Regions from separate parts of the Homo sapiens genome. Here region 2 is linked to region 1. A link is an interaction called in ENCODE POLR2A ChIA-PET data of the cell type or tissue named here. Cell type or tissue: A673. All regions are shown on one strand. Links, peaks and the distances in the headings refer to the core of each region. The heading gives the core; the rest is flanking DNA.

Region 1 (10,133 bases), core at 4,765-7,264:
AAGATCACACAGCTTTTTTTTTTTTTTTTAGTAGAGATGGGCTTTTGCCTCGTTGCCCAGGCTGGTCTCAAACTGCAGGGCTCAAGCGATCCCCCCGCCTCACCCTTCCAAAGTGCTGGGATTATAGGCGTGAGCCACCATGCCCGGCCACATAAATAACTTTTTTTTGAGATAGAGTTTTGCTCTTGTTGTCCAGGCTGGAGTGCAATGGCGCAATCTTGGCTCACTGCAACCTCCGCCTCCCAGGCTCAAGCGATCTTCCCGCCTCAGCCTCCCGAGTAGGTGGGATTACAGGCATGTGCCACCATGCCCAGCTAATTTTGCATTTTAAGTAGAGACGGGGTTTCTCCGTGTTGGTCAGGCTGGTCTCGAACTCTTGACCTCAGGTGATCTGCCCACCTTGGCCTCCCAAAGTGGGATTACAGGTGTGAGCCACTACGCCTGCCCTGACATAAATAATTTTTTTTTTTTTTGAGACAGAGCCTCACTCTGTCGGCCAGGCTGGAGTGCAGTGGCATGATCTCGGCTCACTGCAACCTCCACCTCCCTGGCTCAAGCAGTTCTCCTGCCTCAGCCTCCGGAGTAGCTGGGATTATAGGCGTGTGCCACCATGCCCAGCTAATTTTTGTATTTGTAGTAGAGACGGGGTTTCACCATGTTGGCCAGGCTGGTCTTGAACTCCTGACCTCAGGTAATCCGCCTGTCTCGGCCTCCCAAAGTGCTGGGATTACAGGCGTGAGCCACCGCGCCTGGCCAGTAATTTTTAGAGGTAATACTAACGTATTTATCTACCATTAAAGACCCAGGAGAACTTAGTAGCTGGGAATCCCACTGGTTCTCCCAACTGAGGTGCAATATTATCTTTACCGTCTTTACCTTACGGTAGCGGATATAGTGTTAATAAATGATTAGAATACTGCTTTATGAGCAGGAAATACTGTAATGATTTTCACCCTATCAGAAATAATAAAATGTTTTCTGCATCAGCAGATATTTTTCATCATTTGTTGGTGTTTAAAAATGTTTTCAGAATTCTGAAGATACCATTATCTGTAGTTTAGGAAAACTACGACTCACTTTAAAAGAAAAAAAGTTTTCTTTAATTGCCTGCCCTTAGAAAAGATGGTTCCACAGAACACACTTCCGGTACTCGAGATGAGGACTTCCCTTGAACGCCCATTCTGTAAGACAGATAACGCGTTGGCCCTTAAGAAAGATGGCATCTTTCCGCCTTCTCTGCCCCCTTCCAAGATGGCTGCCCTAATGTACACTTGGGACCTTGCCTGGCGCCTCTTCCGGGCTTGGCAGCGGGCGGGGTCCATTGAGTAAAGCCTTGCGTGCCTGCGCCCGCGACGGAGGCGCGCTTCAAAGCGCAGGCGCGGGGAGGGGGTGGGGGAGGAGGGAAAGCGGCGAGTAAGATGGAAGATGAGGAGGTCGCTGAGAGCTGGGAAGAGGCGGCAGACAGCGGGGTAAGGAGGAGCCGCCGTCCCATGGCAGGGCCGGGCGAGACCTGGCGTGAGGGGAGCCTCCGGGGAGCGGGTCTGGAGATAGTTCTCCCCAAGGAAGGGCCCCATACGCCGGGCTGGGGGTGGTGGAGAGGCCCCCAGTTCCTGAGCGCCGTGAAGGCCTCTTAAAGGGGCCGCGATCCATTTCTCTCCTTTCCTTTGCCTGGTGCGCCTCCCTCCGCCCACTAACGCGCGCGTCACCCGGGGCGCCCCACCCGCCACCCGGGGCCTCCTTTCCTGACCCCCCGCGCCCACTTGCTGGCCGTGGGCCTCTGTGACTCTTTCCGATGAGCCTTGTGGCCCGAGGCACCATTTTAAAGTTCTTGTGCTCTGACCGGGACGGACACACCATGTGGGTGGTGGTGGGGCTTGCGCGGACCAAGGAGGCATGTCCGGCTTCGCAGGAAAGCGGGAGGAGGCAGCCGAGGGCGGGGGGAAATTGAATCCTCTTTGGGCTACTCAACTCTGCTAAAATCCCCCACCATCCGTCACGGTGGACGAGTCGGGTTTTTTTTCTCTTTCACTTTTACTCCAAGAAGAGTTTGTGGGCAGGCAGGCAGGTCTCACGGGGACTCTGCCAAAGCAACCGAAAGCTCTGCGGGGCAGCTCCTCTGCCACTCAGCGATCCGAGGCCCCGGGAAGGTCTAGGAGTTCGCTTGTCGGAGTCCAGGGTGTGATATGTAAAACAGCCACATTCTTGGGAGAGGAGTGGGGAGATGGACCGTTCGACTTGTTTTTGGAGTTTTTGTTTGCCTCCAGAAACTGTAGGAAAATAGTTTATCTCAAAGAGGATCTGTCAATTCTCTTAGATTTGTGAATAATTTGGTCTTTTCAGAGTTTGTCTGTGGTGACCCTTGTGAATATGGGGAGATGCTTTTTTTGTCTCCCCGTGTTCGCGTCTGTTCAATGCTGGCTGCACTGACATCCACCTTAAAGGTTTACGTGTGCGAGGAGTCGAGCGTACCAGGGTAGAGTAGGCGCTGGGTTTTTTTTCCTAAGCGCTTTTTGGGGGTGCTTATGAGCTCTGGAAGAGGCCGGGAAATTGACCCTGGCAGCAGTCAGTGGGTGTATCTAGCTCTACGGGAATGTTGAAACTTGGCTTTGAAGTTTTTTCCGCTGGTTCAGCATTTCTCTCAACGGTTGTTTATGTTTTTCCATTTAGCATAATTGAGAATTTGAAGGATTCGTTCGTTCAGAGGATATTTAGTAGAGTTCTTAATGTGACAACCATCTTTCTTGAGTTTTGGCTTAAGAAAGTTAAAGATTTTATAGGGAGTAACAGGTGTCAGTTGGCTCCTTGTTCATTCAACCAGCATTTTTGAGTGTCTGCTATATGCTAGGCAGTGTGCTTATCAGTGACTTTGTGCCAGAAAATGCAACATTTTCGGTACAGGCGTTTATTGCCTACCACTAATCTGAGTGAATCATCCAGACATCCCTATAAAAAAGCTTGGCTTACAACTTTAATATCATGCAAATGATACGTTTCTTGGGCATCTTGGCCTTTCTTTGGTTTTCCTCACCTGTTTCAAAGGGTCATAAATCCCTCATGTTAGAGAAGTTGGAGGCAAATGAACAAAAATGAATAGGATTCAGCAGAAATTGGGGCTTACTTTAGTTTTTCAGAATGGGTAAGTCAATTAGAAATAGCTAGTACAGTCCCCCATTTAACAGCTGAATAAGCCTAGAGATGTGAGATTTAGAGACTTAGGTCTTTCTGACGCTTGTCGCGTGTTCTTTCTTTTTTCTTTTGGTTCCCAAGTTTTATTGAAAAACTTATACAAAATATTCCAGATAAATGAAATTTAATCCTCATCTTCCTCCTCTTTGTCCTGGTTAATCTGGAAGTAACATAATTTGTAGCTATCTTTGCTGTTAGTAACTAGGAGCAACCAATCACGTAAATTATTCTTCATATATGTTTTGGTGAGATATTTGAAATACCTTTTGGAGAAAGGCACCTCGGATGTCACGTTGATCTTGCTCTTACTCCTTTCAATGGTCGCCATCCCTCCACCAAGGTTCTCAGCTTTTCCGTTCACTTTGATCCTTTCTTGCAAAAACTGCTCAAAATTGGCAGCATCCATGATTCCATCTTCTACGGGGTGAGTGCATTCAAGAGTGAACTTCAGAACCTGCTTCTTTTTTTTGCCCCCCTTCACCACAGGCTTTTTCACAGAAGCCATGGCAGCAGCGGAGGCAGAAAGCCAGAGTTCTTTCTGCTATCCCTTACTTTAGTAATATCCTTTAAAAATGTACCGCGGCCAGGTGCTGTGGCTCACGCCTGTAATCCCAGCACTGTGGGAGGCTGAGGTGGGTGGATAACCTGAGGTTAGGAGTTCCAGACCAGCCTGGCCAACATGGTGAAACCCCATCTCTACTAAAAATACAAAAATTAGCTGGACCCTATGGTACATACCTGTAATCCTAGCTACTTGGGAGGCTGAGCCAGGAGAATTGCTTGAACCTAGGAGGCGGAGGTTGCAGTGAGCCGAGATCATGCCATTGCACTCCAGCCTGGGCAACAAGAGTGAAACTCCATCAAAAAAAAAAACAAAAAAAAAAAACTACAGAGGTGGAACACAAACCTTGCCTTATTGACATCATGAACACTTCTGCCAAAATGCAGGTTCTCTAATATATTTTATTTAATTGAATCCTTGAAACAACCTGTTGAGGCATTGTCCCCCTTTTATAGACAAGGAAACGGAGGTTTCGAGAGTAACCTGTTTTGCGCAAGATCACACAGCTGGGGGAAGCTGGGATTTGATCCCAAGCATGTCTGACTTCAAGGCTGGGCTTTTTTTCTCTAGCATTTTGCTGCTACCTCTCTACCTGGGGACATGTGGAAAATTTGGGAATTGGGTGTTCTTTCTTTTCCTTTTTTTTTTTTTTGTTTGAGAGAAGGTCTTACTCCATTGCCCAGGCTGGAGTGCAGTGGCTCAATCTCATCTCACTGCAACCTCTACCTCCCAGGTTCAAGCGATTCTCGTGCCTCAGCCTCCCGAGTAGCTGGGATTACAAGGCGCATGCTACCACGCCCAGCTAATTTTTGTATTTTTAGTAGAGACGGGGTTTCACCATGTTGGCCACGCTGATCTCGAACTCCTGGCCTCAAGTGATCCTCCTGCCTTAGGCTCCCAAAGTGCTGGGATTACAGGCATGAGCCGCTGCACCTGGCCTTTTTTTTTTTAATTTTTTTTTTATTTTTTGAGATGAGATTGCCCAGGCTGGGCCTCCCAGTAGATTATAGGCATGTGCCACTATGCCTGGCAGCTTTCATTAAAAAAAAAAATATTTATTTATTTTAGATACAGGGTCTCATTTGGTTTCCCAGGCTGAAGTGCAGTGGCATAATCATAGCTTACTGCAACCTTGAATTCTTGGGCTCTAGCAGTCCTCCTGCCTCAGCCTCCCAGAGTTCTGGGATTATAGGCATGAGCCACTGCCCTCAGCCAGCTTTCATTTTTAATAGTTTGTCTGGGCTTATATTTGAACGCTGTCTTGAATTTGATTCCCTTTTCAAATTTCACAAAGGTTCTTGTAAATATGCACTTTTGAAAGAGGGGAGCCAGGGAGATGTTATGTCCACATCACTGGGAAACCAATGGACTGCAGGCTATACATGTCTTTCATATATAGGCAATTGCGTAAAAGTCTTGGCTTCAGGTTATCCCCTCTTCCTACTGGTAATGAGCTTTGAATACCCTACTCCAAAACAGCAAAAACTGGGTGAAGACTAATAACCTAAATGGGAAAATTGAAACTACACAAAAATCCAGCGGCAGTTCTAATCCTTGGAAGTAAAGGATTTTGGAGATCCCTGCCCTCCAACACCACAAGAAAATTTTTGTCTTTTTTCTTTGAGACAGGGTCTTGCTCTGTTGCCCAGGCTGGGGTGCAGTGGGGAACACTCACTGCAGTCTCAGGCAATTTCTGTCTCAGGCAATCTCCACCCGCCTCAGCCTCCCAAGGTGCTGGGATTACAGGCATGAGCCATCATGCCCAGCCAAAAATTTTTTGACATCATGTAGAATTTCTCCCCTCCCCTCCCCTCCCTCTGCTCCCATCCCTCTGCTCCCCCCTCTCCCTTCCTTTTTTTTCCTTTTTTTTTTTCCCCTTTTTTTTTTTTCCCGAGATGGAGTCTTGCTCTGTCGCCCAGGCTGGAGTGCAGTGGCGCAATCTCGGCTCATTGCAAGCTCCGCCTCCCGGGTTCACACCATTCTCCTGCCTCAGCCTCCCGAGTAGCTGGGACTACAGGCACCCACCACCACGCCTGGCTAATTTTTTGTATTTTTAGTAGAGATGGGGTTTCACTGTGTTAGCCAGGATGGTCTCGATCTCCTGACCTCGTGATCCGCCCGCCTCGGCCTCCCAAAGTGCTGGGATTACAGGCGTGAGCTGCTGCGCCTGGCCCCTTTCTTAAGACAGAAGGGTCTTGCTCTGTTGCCAAGGTTGGAGTGCAGTGGTCGGAATACAGCTCACTGCAGCCTCAGCCTCCTGAGTAGCTGGGCCCACAGGCGTGTACCACTATGTGCCTGGCTAATTTAAAAAGAAAATTTTTTTGTAGAGACAGGGTCTTGCCATATTGCCCAGACTGGAAGAATTTTTGTGTGTGTGAGTCATCTGAGGTCATTGTTTCCTGTATAGCTTCCGAATTCTTAGTATCAAGTCCTATTGTGTCATTTGGAGAAAGACTGACTTTGAGAAGTCCCTCACATATTCTGTGAATAGACTTTTTGCTTTTAGTTAGTATGGCAAACACTTTTTTCTTTTTCTTTTTCTTTTTTTTTTGAGACAGGGTTTCGTCCTATATCCCCAATTGTTTAAGACAATCAATAAAATATGCCAGGCGTGGTGGCTCACGCCTGTAATCCCAACACTTTGGGAGGCTGAGGCGGGCAGATCACCTGAGGTCACGAGTTCAAGACCAGCGTGGCCAACATGGTGAAACCCCGTCTCTATTAAAAATACAAAAATGAGCTTGGCATGGTGGCAGGTGCCTGTAATCCCAGCTACTCCGGAGGCTGAGGCAGGAGAATCTCTTGAACCTGGGAGGCAGAGGTTGCAGTGAGCAGAGATCGCACCACTGCATTCCAGCCTGGGTGACAGAGTGAGACTCTGTCTCAAAAAAAAAGAGTTCATAGTGTTGGTAATGAGCTAACCCAGCTAGGGGAAGGCAGCAGATGATATAAAAATGTAATTGGACCAGTGGTTATTATAAAGCACTGACAACCTCTCTGATTTCCCTGTATCTTGCAAGTTTCCTTTTATTCTTTTTCTCCAGGTCAAGGCATGCAGCTAGTGGGAAGAAAATGCATCTTGAATAAGTTAAAGGATGACTGGTGTTCTGGATTAAGAATTGAAATTTATGTTTACTTTCTACCCCCATGAGCCAGTTATCCAAACATTGCCCCATCAGTGATGCTGGATGGTGTATGAGTCCATAGGAAGGTGTCATTAAACATTAAATAACTATTGCATACCAGGCATGGAGGCCCTGTTTAGTGGGGGAGTCAGACAGGTCCGGCAGCACCTTCAGGAAGAGGCATAAGTGGGGTACCATGGCTGGATCAGAGAAAGTCTTGTAAAGAAGACGATGCCTAAGTTAAGATTTGAAAGATCAGTTGAATTAAGCAGTGGTAAGTCTGGGAGAGGCAGGTAGAGTGTAGGGCCAAAGCAGGCATGGATGAGGAGGCCGAGAGACAAATACACAGCATTGGGAGGGCTACAAGTATTTCCTTCTGGCTGAAGGGGAGAGGGTTGGCAGGGTTGAGTGGAAAGAGATGAGACCACAGAGGTATGTAGGGGCCAGATTGGGAAAGGCTTCCTTGTACTTGGTTCTGGAAGCTTGAACTTTGTCCTGAAAGTGCAAGGAGCTTTGAAGTTTTTTTTTTTTTTTTAAGCAGAAGAGTGATATAGCTAGATTTATTTATTTATGTTTTAAATTTTTTGCCGGACACGATGGCTCATGCCTGTAATGCCAGCACTTTGGGAGGCTGAGGCAGGTGGATCACCTGAGGTCAGGAGTTCGAGACCAGCTTGACCAACATGGAGAAACCCTGTCTCTACTAAAAATACAAAATTAGCCAGGTGTGGTGGTGCCTGCTTGTAATCCCAGCTACTCGGGAGGCCAAGGCAGGAGAATCGCTTGAACCTGGGAGGTGGAGGTTGCGGTGAGCCGAGATTGCACCATTGCACTCCAGCCTGGGCAACAAGAGTGGAACTCCGTCTCAAAAAAAAAAAAAAAACAAAACACGTTTTTTTTTTTTGAGACAGGGTCTCACTCTGTCACCCAGGCTGAGCGCAGTGGTGCAATGATGACTTACTGCTGTCTCGACCTCCCAGGCTCAAGTGATCCTCCCACTTCAGCCTCAACCTCCCGAGTAGCTGGGACTACAGGCATGCGCCACCACACCTGACTATTTTTGATTTTTTTGTAGAGACAGGGTCTCACCATGTTGCCCATGTTGGTCTCGAATGCCTGAACATAAGTGATCCTCCCGTTTCAGCCTCCCGGAGTGCTGGGATTGCAGGCGTGAGCCACCACACCCGGCCCATAGTTAGATTAAATTCAGGAGATCAGAACTTTGATTTTCTTCTCTTTCTTTGGAGAAGAGGCCATTCTCCCCAAAGTGTGACTGCCGCTTCACTCTGGGGTCCCCAATGCTTTGTGTAGCTGCTGTCATTTTGGAACATGTACAACAAAACAACAAAAAAAGGCTATGGGTAGTGGGAAAAAAGAGATCAATTAGTTTGGGGCTATCTGGTGCTGATTTCTTTATGTCTGTCCCTGCAGTAAAAAGAAGGCATTTAAGATTTGTGGTATCACAGAAAGCACAGTTCCAGATACACCATGCCTAAAGGGGCCACCTCTCAGTTGGTGCTAGTCTTTCTGGAAAGGTTGAGCCTTATGGACTGTGATGTCCTCAGAAGGGGCTTTCTGTGAAGCAGTTGGGCAGTTTAGGCATGATTCTGCTGAGCAGTCTGTCCCTGGGACTCTGGAAAAAGGTTGGTTTCACTGTGGCTTCAAAGAAAGGAGGATAATGAGCTTTTCACTAGTAACTTCTCAGCCCTTTTTTCATTGGCTGCATGGGAGGGCCTGTTCCCAGCGTGCTCTGGGTATCAAGAGAGCTGCCATGGTTGCCGTGGGCTAGAAATTCCAGCAATCACAGGCCTTCTTGTTTTTACTTCTATGACAGGAGAGGATTTAGTGCGTCTTTCTAAAACTGTTGGTGCAGTCCTGCAGAGAAAAGTCACAGTTGTCTAGGTCTGATGACTGAAAACATTCCAGGGGCCAGCCCTTTCCAGTTTCCACCTCTCCACTGCTGTTGGCCCCGACAGCTAGCATCAGTTTCTGGCTGTATCAGGTAGCTAGCCTCTACAAGGTGTGTTCTGTCAGGAAAACTACTGACCTGTTGGTTTCCTAGGAGAAGGTTGAGTTTAGCTACTTAAATCTGTGGCCAAAGTATAAAATAAAATAAAAAAATTTTAATGTAGTATCCATAGAGATTTCTCTTCTTGAGTGTTTTTGTTTTGTTTTGTTTTTTTGAGACGGAGTCTAGCTCTGTCGCCGAGGCTGGAGTGCAGTGGCGCAATCTCAGCTCGCTGCAACCTCTGCCTCCCGGGTTCGAGCGATTCTCCTGCCTCAGCCTCCCAAGTAGCTGGGATTACAGGTGCTCGCCACTACACCCAGCCAATTTTTGTATTTTTAGTAGAGATGGGGTTTCACTGTGTTGGCTAGGCCGGTCTCAAACTCGTGACCTCGTGATCCGCCCGCCTCGGCCTCCCAAAATGCTGGGATTACAAGCGTGAGCCACCACGCCTGGCCTTTGAGTGTTTTTCTTAAAACCGTTTGCTCCTACCAAGCATCCTTCTCTTTAACATCTAGCTCTGTGCAGGATATTAAGGTAAAACCATGCCCCACAGAAATTAGCAACAAACCCCAATAGTCTGTATGGAGACAGATAATTTTTTTTTCTTTTTTTTGAGAAGGAGTTTCTCTCTGTCACCCAGGCTAGAGTGCAGTGGCGCAATTTCTGCTCACTGAACCTCTGCCTTCCGGGTTCAAGCAATTCTCATGCCTCACCCTCCCAAGTAGCTGGGACTACAGGCTCATGTCACCATGCCCGACTCATGTTTTGTATTTTAGTAGAGACGGGTTCACCATGTTGCCCAAGCTGGTCTGGAACTCCTGAGCTCAGGCAGTCTGCCCACATCGGCCTCCCAAAGTGTTAGGATTACAGGCGTGAGCCACCGCGCCCGGTCCGAGACAGAGAATCTTGTCCTTGACGGTGAGACATTTCAAAATGCCCATCACAGTAAGCCAGCCCCTCCCCCCAACAAACTCGTTCCCTTATAAAAGGAACACAGGAAATAACAGTCATTCCTTTCTAAAAGGAATAATAAATATGTACAGCTAAAATTGCATTCTTCAGGGGCCATGGCGATTAGATGAGATTGTATAGAAGGAAAGTATGACTTGAGTCTGGAAAGGTCAGGACTGTCACCACTCTTCACTGACCTTGAGAACAATTCCCAGCCCAGCCCTTCCTAGCTTATAAAAACATTTGTGACCTTCCATATGTCAGTAGTGTTTCTGCTATCTAGTTGTTCATCTCACTGGCG
Region 2 (10,133 bases), core at 5,168-7,667, 580 kb before region 1:
TGCACCCCCTCTCCCCCAAACACAAACAAGCACTTCTCCAGTATGGTGCCAGGACAGGTGTCCCTTCAGTCCTCTGGTTATGACCTCAAGTCCTACTTGGGCCCTGCAGCCCAGCCTGTGTTGTAACCTCTGCGTCCTCAAGACCACACCTGGAAGATTCTTCTTCCCTTTGAAGGAGAATCATCATTGTTGCTTTATCACTTCTAAGACATTTTGTACGGCACGGACAAGTTAAACAGAATGTGCTTCCCTCCCTGGGGTCTCACACGCTCCCACGAGAATGCCACAGGGGCCGTGCACTGGGCAGGCTTCTCTGTAGAACCCCAGGGGCTTCGGCCCAGACCACAGCGTCTTGCCCTGAGCCTAGAGCAGGGAGTCCCGAACTTCTGCATTCACAGACCACCTCCACAATTGTTATAACCAAAGGCCTCCTGTTCTGTTATTTCACTTAAATCAACATGCTATTTTGTTTTCACTCACTTCTGACTTTAGCCTCGTGCTGAGCCGTGTATCCATGCAGTCATGTTCACGTGCTAGTTACGTTTTTCTTCTTACACATGAAAATAAATGCATAAGTGTTAGAAGCTCTTCCATGTTGTGTGTAGGCTCTCACACAGGTAAACGCTGGCGTTTGGTAGTAGCCCTGGGCATCTGCTCGCTGTGGCGGGAGTGTCCGAAGAGTGCTGGGGCTCAGCTCAGCAGATGGAGGGGCTCATTTCCTGCCTCATGCCCAGCACTGGGGCCGGCCAACTCACTGGGTGTGCTTCTCCTGGACACAGGCCACCACTGATGGGGTTGGCTGCAGGAGCCTCAGTAGGGCTGCCAAATGCTTTAAGAATTAACACTCATGCCGGGCGTGGTGGCCCATGCCTGTGATCCCAGCACTTTGGGAAGCTGAGGTGGGCGGGTCACTTGAGGCCAGGAGTTTCAGACCAGCCTGGCCAACATGGTGAAACACCGCCTCTACTAAAAATACAAAAATTAGCTGGGCATGGTGGTGCTTGCCTCTAGGCCCAGCTACTCGTGAGGCTGAGGTAGGAGAATCTCGAACCTGGGAGGCAGAGGTTGCAGTGAGCTGAGATCACAACACCGCACTCCAGCCTGGGTGATAGACTGATTCAAAAAAATAAGAATCAACAGTCAGGCTGGGTGCAGTGCCAGCACTTTGGGAGGCCGAGGTGGGTGGATGGCTTGAGCTCAGGAGTTTGAGACCAGCCGTGTCAACATGGCGAAACCCCGTCTCTATGAAAAATGAGCTGGGCACGGTGGTGTGCACCTATAGTCCCAGCTACCTGGGAGGCTGAGGTAAGAGGATCACCTGAGCCCAGGAGGTCGAGGCTGCAGTGAGCCGTGATTGTGTCACTGCGCTCCAGCCTGGGTGACAGAATGATACCCTGTCTCAAAAATAAAAAAAAAACACCCCCAGGGCGTGCTCCCTGCACATAACTAGGCTGCTCTCCCTTTTCAAGCTTGCACACTGACCCCTGGGCTCACTTGGTGAGCACAGGCCCAGAAAGAGTTGGCCTGAAAGAGCACTGGCTTGGTGACAGGCCACCCAGATCTCAGACCTATCTCTGTACTCAATAGCGTGGACAAGTTAGTAACCCTCAGCCTTGATGTTCTCATCTGGAGCAGTTTAAAACATTTTATTTATTGGCTGAGCGCGATGGCTCACACCTGTAATCCCAGCACTTTGGGAGGCCGAGGCAGGCAGATCACAAGGTCAGGAGTTCAAGACCAGCCTGGTCAACATGGTGAAACCCCATCTCTACTAAAAATACAAAAATTAGCCAGGCGATGTGGCAGGCGCCTGTTATCCCAGCTACTTGGGAGGCTGAGATAGGAGAATCGGTTGAACCTGGGCGGCAGAGCCTGCAGTGAGCTGAGATTGCGCCACTGCACTCCAGCCTAGGTGATAGAGTAAGACTCCATCTCAAAAAAAAAAAAAAAAAAAAAAAAAAAATATATATATATATATATATATATAAAATGTATTATAAAAATAGAGGCCGGGCGTGGTGGCTCATGCCTGTAATTTTAACACTTTGGGAGGCCAAGGCAGGCAGATCACGAGGTCAAGAGATCAAGACCATCCTGGCCAACATGGTGAAACCCCGACTCTATTAAAAATACAAAAAAATTAGCTGGGTGTGTTGGTGCGCACCTGTAATCCCAGGTACTCAGGAGGCTGAGGCAAGAGAATTGCTTAAACCTGAGAGGCGGAGGTTGCAGTGAGCCGAGATTGCGCCATAGCATTCCAGCCTGGTGACAGAGCGAGACTCCGTCTCAAAAAAAAAAAAAAAAGAGGCCAGGCACGGTGGCACATGCCTGTAATCCCAGCACTTTGGGAGGCCAAGGCGGGTAGATAGCCTGAGGTCAGGAGTTCGTGACCAGCCTGACTAACATGATGAAACCCCATCTCTACTAAATACAAAAAAGTTAGCCGGGCCTGGTGGCACATGCCTGTAATATGAGCTACTTGATAGGCTGGGACAGGAGAATCCCTTGTACTTGGGAGGTGGAGGTTGCAGTGAGCTGAGATCGCGCCATTGCACTCTAGCCTGGGCAACAAGAGCAAAACTCCATCTCAAAATAAATAAATAAATAAATAGAGATGGAGTCCCACTATGTTGCTCAGGCTGGTCTCAAACTCCTGGGCTCAAGCAATCCTCCCACCTTGGCCTCCCAAATAGCTGGGATTACAGGCGTGAGTCACCATGCCCAGCCAAGTTGGAACAGTTCTAATCTATCATGGAGAGTTGCTGTGAGAGAAAGGGAAGTATTAGGCTGAGAGATTTCAGCTTAGTTCATGAGTCACTGGCTTCATCTTGTGAACCCTGAAATTCTCTAGCCGTCACTCCCTCCATGGTCACGTTGATGCCTGTCAATCAGACCACCAGGAACACGCCTGCAGTCAACAAATTTGGGTTTATTATGCTTGCTGTGGCAAGGGAGGCCACACAGCACGGGGAAGCCAGGGCATCTCCAAAAGCAGTGTTAGTGCTGGTATCGGATTTGGAGAAAGATTTAAGGAAGTGTGGGTTTGCTCTGGATGTGTGCTGTCAGAAAGCGGGGTGATTGTATGGTTCAGTGACTCGATCCCTTTATATCTACAGCTGTGATTGGGGGCGACGCAGCAGCAGCTGCAGGAGACATTCTCATTTGTGTGGGTGGCCCTGAGATGCGTGTTCAGGACAGCTGCTGAGTGGTGTTGCTTTTGACTTTAACCTTCTTAGGCCAGACGTGGTGGCTCATGCCTATATACCCAGCACTTTGGAAGGCCAAGGAGGGCGGATCATCTGAGGTTGGGAGTTTGAGACCAGCCTGACCAATGTGGAGAAACCCTGTCTCTACAAAAAATACAAAATTAGCCAGGTGTGGTGGCGCATGCCTGTAATCCCAGCTACTCGGGAGGCTGAGGCAGGAGAATCGCTTGAACCTGGGAGGCGGAGGTTGTGGTTAGCCGAGATCACGGCATTGCACTCCAGCCTGGGCAACAAGAGCAAAACTCCGTCTCAAAAAACAAAACAAAACAACAAAAAAACCATATAAACAAACAACAAAAAAACCATATATATGTGTGTGTGCGTATATATATGTATATGTGTGTATATACATGTCCATATATGTATATATGTATGTATATGTGTATATATATGCATATGTGTGTGTGTGTGTGTGTGTGTGTGTGTGTGTGTATATATAGCCTTGTTGTAATTCCTCATGTCCTAGCATGCTTCTGTTTGAGTGTATTTGGAGGGGTGTTACCTGGATGAAATTCTAGGAGATGCCTCTGCTTTTCGGGCTGCCCATGTAAAAATCATTCCATTCCATAAGGGGATGCTTCTAGGGAGCACTCAATAGTGTGTATTCACCTCCCCCACCCCAACCCTCCCAACCAACCTTCATTCTTCTTTTCATTCCTCTTTTCATCCTTTTCTCTGCTCTCACTTGGAGGGCGCCTGCCACATGTAGGCACAATCAGAACACCCCAGGCAAAGATGATTTCCCTTCCCTTTGGGTACACTTACTGGCAAAGATAAAATATATTCTCTAGATTCAAAGAGATATTTGTGCACCCATGTTCATATCAGCATTACTCACAATAGCCAAAAGGGGGAAGGAACCAAGTGTCCATGAACAGAAGAACGGATGACAAGATGTGGTCTCTCCAGACAATGGAAGATTCTTCAACCTTAAAAAGGATGGCAGCCTGGGTGCGGTGGCTCACATCTGTAATCCCAGCACTTTGGGAGGCTGAGGCAGGTGGATCACTTGAGGTCAGGAGTTCGAGACCAGCCTGGCCAAAATGGTGAAATCCCATCTGTACTAAAAATACAAAAATTAGCCATTAGCCAGCTGTGGTAGTGCACGCCTGTAATCCCAGCTACTCAGGAGGCTGTGGCAGGAGAATCGCTTGAACCCAGGAGGCGGAGGTTGCAGTGAGCCGAGATCGTGCCATTACACTCCAGCCTGGGTGACAGAGCGAGATCTCCGTCTAAAAAAAAAAAAAAAAAGGCCACACGTGGTGGCTCACACCTGTAATCCCAGCACTTTGGGAGGCTGAGGCAGGCGGATCACGAGATCAGGAGTTCAAGATCAGCCTGGCCAACATGGTAAAACCCCGTCTCTACTAAAAATACAAAAATTAGCCAGGCATAGTGGCACACACCTGTAGTCCCAACTACTGGGGAGGCTGAGGAAGAAGAATCATTTGAACCCAGGAGGCAGAGGTTGTGATGAGCTGAGATCGTGCCACTGCACTCCAGCCTGGGCAACAAAGTGAGACTCCATCTCAAAAAAACAAACAAAAAAAAAGGATGGCATTCTGACACATGCCACAATGTGAATACACCTTGACAACATTGTGCTCAGTGAAATAGGCAGACACAAAAGGACAGACACTGTATGATTCCACTTATATGAGTATCTAGTCAGATTCATAAAGACAATGTAGAACAGAGGTTTCCAGGAACTGGGGGGAAATAGGAATGAGGAGCTTAGTGTTTAATGGGGGCAGAGTTTCAGTTTGGGAAGGAGAATAGCGTTCTGGAGGCTGGGCGCAGTGGCTCACGCCTGTAACCCCAGCACTTTGGGAGGTCAAGGCAGGCGAATCGCTGGGGCCCAGGAATTCAAGACCAGCCTGGGCAACATGGCAAAACCCTGTCTCTACAAAAAATTAGCCAGGCATGGTGGCATGCGCTTGTAGTTCCAGCTACTCTAGGGGTTAAGGTAAGAGGGTCATCTGAGCCTGGGAGGTCGAAGTCGCACTCCAGCCTGGGTGACAGAGTGAGACCCTGTCAAAAAAAAAAAAAAAAAAAAGCTGGCCAGAGTTCGAGACCAGCCTGGCCAACATGGTGAAACCTTGTCTCTCTAAAAATACAAAAATTAGCCAGGTAGGGGCCGGGCGCGGTGGCTCACGCCTGTAATCCCAGCTCTTTGGGAAGCCGAGGCGGGCGGATCACGAGGTCAGGAGATTGAGACCATCCTGGCTAATAGGGTGAAACCCTGTCTCCACTAAAAATACAAAAAATTAGCCGGGTGTGGTGGCAGGCGCCTGTAGTCCCAGCTACTCGGGAGGCTGACGCAGGAGAATGGTCTGAACCCAGGAGGCGGAGCTTGCAGTGAGCCGAGATCGCGCCACTGCACTCCAGCCTGGGCGACAGAGAGAGAGTCTGTCTCAAAAATAAAATAAAATAAAATATTAGCCAGGTGGAGTGGCGGGCACCTGTAGTTCCAGCTACTTGGGAGGCTGACGTGGGAGAATCACTTGAACACAGGAGGCAGAGGTTGTCGTGAGCCAAGATTGCACCACTGCGCTTCCAGCCTGGGTGACACAGTAAGACTTTGTCTTAAAAAAAAAAATAGTTCTGGAGATGTATGGTGGTGATGGTTGCCCAACAGTGTGAAGGTACTTAATGCCATGAAACCGTACAGTTAGTTGCGATGGTAAATTTTACATGTATTTTAGCACAATTAAAATATACGTATATAATACATCTATCTATGCATCTAAACCAGATGCTGCGAGACAGGAAGAGGAGCTGGTGAAGGCATGCAGTGCTGGAAGGGTCCTGAGGGGGACGGTCCCTGCCTAGGGTCCCCTGCGCAGCCTGGGAAGGCTGGCCACTGCTGTCTGCAGATGAGCTGGTTGTCCCGGCTGTCCTGGACTCCCTAAAGGCAGGTGCGCACACAACCACTAGAGGGCAGCATGGGCTGGCGAACGGGGAGCCCGGGCATGAATGATTTCAGGGTTCACACGGGTCCTCAACTTCTCCAAACTGCAAGAGGGGAAGGGTCATTCCGGCCCACGCACCACGCAGGGTGGCAGTGAGGCTGAGAGGAGAGAACAGATTGCAAAACTAGAAAGTGTCCAGCCTGGGCCAGGCACGGTGGCTCACGCCTGTAATCCCAGCACTTTGGGAGGCAGAGGCCGGTGGATCACCTGAGGTCAGGAGTTCGAGATCAGCCTGACCAATATGGTGAGACCCTCGTCTCTACTAAAAATACAAAAATTAGCCGGGCATGGTGGCGTGTGCCTGTAGTCCCAGCTATTCAGGAGACTGAGACAGGAGAATCGCTTGAACCCGGAAGGCGGAGGTTGCAGTGAGCCAAGATCATGCCACTGCACTCCAGCCTGGGCGATAGAGCTAGACTCTCTCTCAGAGAAAGACTCTGTCTCAAAAAAAAAAAAAAAAAAAAAAAAAAAAAAAAAAAAAAAGAGAAGGAGACCAAGGTGCAACTTTCTTCGGTTGTCCCGAATCCGGGTTCATCCCACACCAGCCACCTCCACCATGCCGTGAAGTTTGACCCCAGAGAGATCAAAGTTGTATACCTGAGGTGCACTGGAGGTGAAGTCGCTGCTTCTGCGCTGGCCCCCAAGATCGGCCCCCTGGGTCTGTCTCCAAAAAAGGTTGGTGATAACATTGCCAAGGCAACGGGTTACCGGAAGGGCCTGAGGATTACAGTGAAACTGACCATTCAGAACAGACAGGCCCAGATTGAGGTGGTGCCTTCTGCCTCTGCCCTGATCATCAAAGCCCTCAGGGAACCACTAAGAGACAGAAAGAAACAGAAAAACATTAAACACAGTGGGAATATCACTTTTGATGAGATCGTCAACATTGCTTGACACACGTGGCACCGATCTTTAGCCAGGGAACTCTCTGGAACCATTAAAGAGATCCTGGGGACTGCCCAGTCTGTGGGCTGTAATGTTGATGGCCGCTACCCTCATGACATCATAGATGACATCAACAGTGGTGCTGTGGAATGCCCAGCCAGTTAAGAAGCAGAAAGGAAAATATTTCAATAAAGGATCACTTGACAACTGGTGGAAAAAAAAGAAAAAGAAAGAGTGTCCAGCCTGGGCAATGTGGAGAAACTCCATCTCTACTAAAAATAGAAAAATTAGGCAGGGCCAGGCGCAGTGGCTCATGCCTGTAATCCCAGCACTTTGGGAGGCCGAGGCGGGTGGATCACCTGATGTCAGGAGTTCATGACCAGCCTCAACATGGAGAAACCCCGTCTCTACTATAAAAATACAAAATTAGCTGGGCGTGATGGTGCATGCCTGTAATCCCAGCTACTCGGGAGGCTGAGGCAGGAGAATTGCTTGAACCTGGGAGGCGGAGGTTGTGGTGAGCCGAGATCACGCCATTGCACTCCAGCCTGGGCAACGAGAGCGAAACTCCGTCTCAAAAAAAAAAAAAAAGAAAAAAAGAAAAATTAGGCGGGCGTGGTGGTGAGCACCTGTGGTCCCAGCTACTTGGGAAACTGAGTTGGGAGATTCACCTGAGCCTGGGATGCAGAGGTTGAAGTAAGCTGAGATCGCACCACGCCACTGCCCTCCAGCCTGGGCCACAGAGCGAGACCCTCTCTCCAAAACAAAACAAAACAAAAAACTAGAAAGTGAGTGATATGGCTGTGGAATTGCTGCCTCTGTCCTAGAGACACGCCCTTTTGGAGGGAGACCTGTGTCAGCAGACTGAATTCTTCATTGGCTCAAACCCCCACCTGCTAGGAGGGGCCCACCTGGAAGTCCCCATGCTGCTACCCTGCAATTCCATACCTGGGAACCTGGGCACAGTAAGCACAGAATCAGAGCTGGGACAAAGGACAGCATGGTGCACTGGGAGCCCTGAGCCTTTCTGATGGTCACCCTGTCCCCAGAGGCCCCTTTCCCGAGGGCACACCCAGGTGTGAACTTCACCCAGCACAGGCCACAGGCCAGCCCCTCCAGGGCAACCCAAGCCCCTCCCTACCCTGCTAGAGAGACAAATGGTGGGAACCGGGAATTGAATGGGGGGATGGGGAGAGGGGAGGAGGCTGAGCTGATGAGGAAGAATTGCAGGGACTGAGAACATTTTCCAAAAAATGTTCTCCTCACTTTAATGTACAGTTTATGTAACAAAATAATCTATGAAGTAGCAATTTTGACATTGCCAAAGAGGAGGAAGCTGCACATCAGAGAGCTGGTATAACTGCACAAGGCCGCACAGCAGAGACAGGATCAAAGCAGGTCCAGTGAAAATTCTATAGTCCTCCACTACAGACCCACTTCAGAAATCCATATTCTAGAATGTTTCAGAACCCATCGTGTAACACAGGTGCCAATGTCCAACTGAAAAAACCTTTAATGTCTGGAGCTCTGCATCTCTGCATCTTTTTTTTTTTTGAGACACAGTCTCACTCTGTTGCCCAGGCTGGAGTACAGTGGTGCAAATACAGCTCACTGCAGCTTTGATGATGTCCTGGGCTCAAGCAGTCCTCCTACCTCAGCCTCCCAAGTAGCTGGGACCCCAAGCATGCACCACCACACCTGACTAATTTTTTAAATTTTTTGTAAAGATGGGGTTTTACCATGCTGCTTAGGCTGATTTGGAACTCTTGGCCTCAAGCAATCCTCCTGCCTCGGCCTCCCAAGTGCTGGGATTACAGGAGTGAGCCACCGTGCCCAGCTAAGACCTGCATCTTTTTTTTTTTTTTTTTTTTTTTTAGAGATGAGGTCTCTCTATGTTGCCCAGGCTGCTCTTGAACTTCTGAGCTCAAGTGATCCTCCTGCTTTGGCCTCCCAAAGTGCTAGAATTACATGTGTGATCCACCACGCCAGGCCAAGACCTGCATCTTAAGAGGGGGAGTTTAGACTGCAGGCCTCTTGCTTGTAAGTGACATATAATTTTCCCAATCCATCCAGAAAGGTCCTTGTATCCTGTATGACTCATACTAATTCTCAGAGAGTGAGCATCAGATTAGAGAGACTCTGGAGTGTACCCTGCTCATAACCTTCCTTCTGCAGAAAAAAATGTATGTGATTCAGTGGAAAATAATGCACTATCTACACCCAGCACACCCTTCCTGGTTATCAGATTCTAGCCTTTTATTGTCTTTGAGCGACTTTACAGCTCTGTAAATTATAGGTAAATGATATATTGCCCTGTCTAGTAGAGGTTCTCCCTCGCTTTCTTGTTGAAAAACCAGTTTTCATTTGCACATTCATTTCAATATTCCTGACCTATGAATGTGACTGTTCTTAGCTGTCCCCCCTTTTTTTTTTGAGACAGAGTCTCGCTCTGTCACCCAGACTGGAGCAGAGCACAGTGGCATGATCTCAGCTCACTGCAAGCTCCGCCTCCTGGGTTTAAGCGATTCTCCTGCCTCAGCCTCCCAAGTAGCTGGGATTACAGGCATATGCCATGATGCCCAGCTAATTTTTGTATTTTTAGTAGAGACGGGGTTTCACCATGTTGGCCAGACTGGTCTTGAACTCCTGACCTCAGGCAATCCACCTGCCTCGGCCTCCCAAAGTGCTGGGATTACAGGCGTGAGCCACTGTGCCCGGCCCTTAGCTGCCCTTTTGAGCTGGTTATAACATCACCTGGCTCCCTTATGAGTTAAATAAAATGGCTAATACCTATTCATTTTCTATCTGTGTGGGAGTCATGATTTTACCTTCTTTTGAAAATGAAAATGACCTTGCAACGCTTCCTTCATCAGGTGTTTATGACAGCTCCTTTAGGCCAGAGGAGGTGGTGGGGTCCCTTGCAGGGCATCCCATGAGGTGGAATTAAGAGCAGCTGGCCGGTGGCCTCTGTTCCCCAGAGTGGTCTCTGAATGGGAAGGGAGGGGAGGGG

Evidence for each region. Peaks named below come from ENCODE experiments on the same cell type or tissue, not always from the same donor. Only the 100,000 strongest peaks of a DNase experiment are listed, where the experiment ranks them.
Region 2: POLR2A ChIA-PET joins it to region 1 with 6 read pairs; 2 of 35 experiments call an interaction of 5 or more read pairs at or near these places.

What each region holds. Positions count from the first base shown.
Region 1 is chr1:16,365,840-16,375,972 of GRCh38, forward strand. It overlaps SZRD1 (SUZ RNA binding domain containing 1), which reads left to right and starts at 1,403. Exons shown (of 4, transcript NM_001114600.3): 1 at 1,403-1,469. The coding sequence starts at 1,419. It also overlaps the pseudogene RPL22P3. RefSeq lists enhancers at 1,100-1,159, 1,910-2,199. In A673, for the core only: no CTCF peak of the experiment used is centred there; a DNase peak (open chromatin) is centred at 6,132.
Region 2 is chr1:15,786,002-15,796,134 of GRCh38, forward strand. FBLIM1 (filamin binding LIM protein 1) reads left to right here. Exons shown (of 9, transcript NM_017556.4): 9 at 1-588. It also overlaps the pseudogene RPL12P14. Among named protein-coding and RNA genes, the nearest start is that of UQCRHL, 17 kb to the right of the region's middle. RefSeq lists enhancers at 390-1,154, 1,155-1,919, 5,776-6,276. In A673, for the core only: a CTCF peak has its summit at 6,186 (motif pointing right); a DNase peak (open chromatin) is centred at 6,200.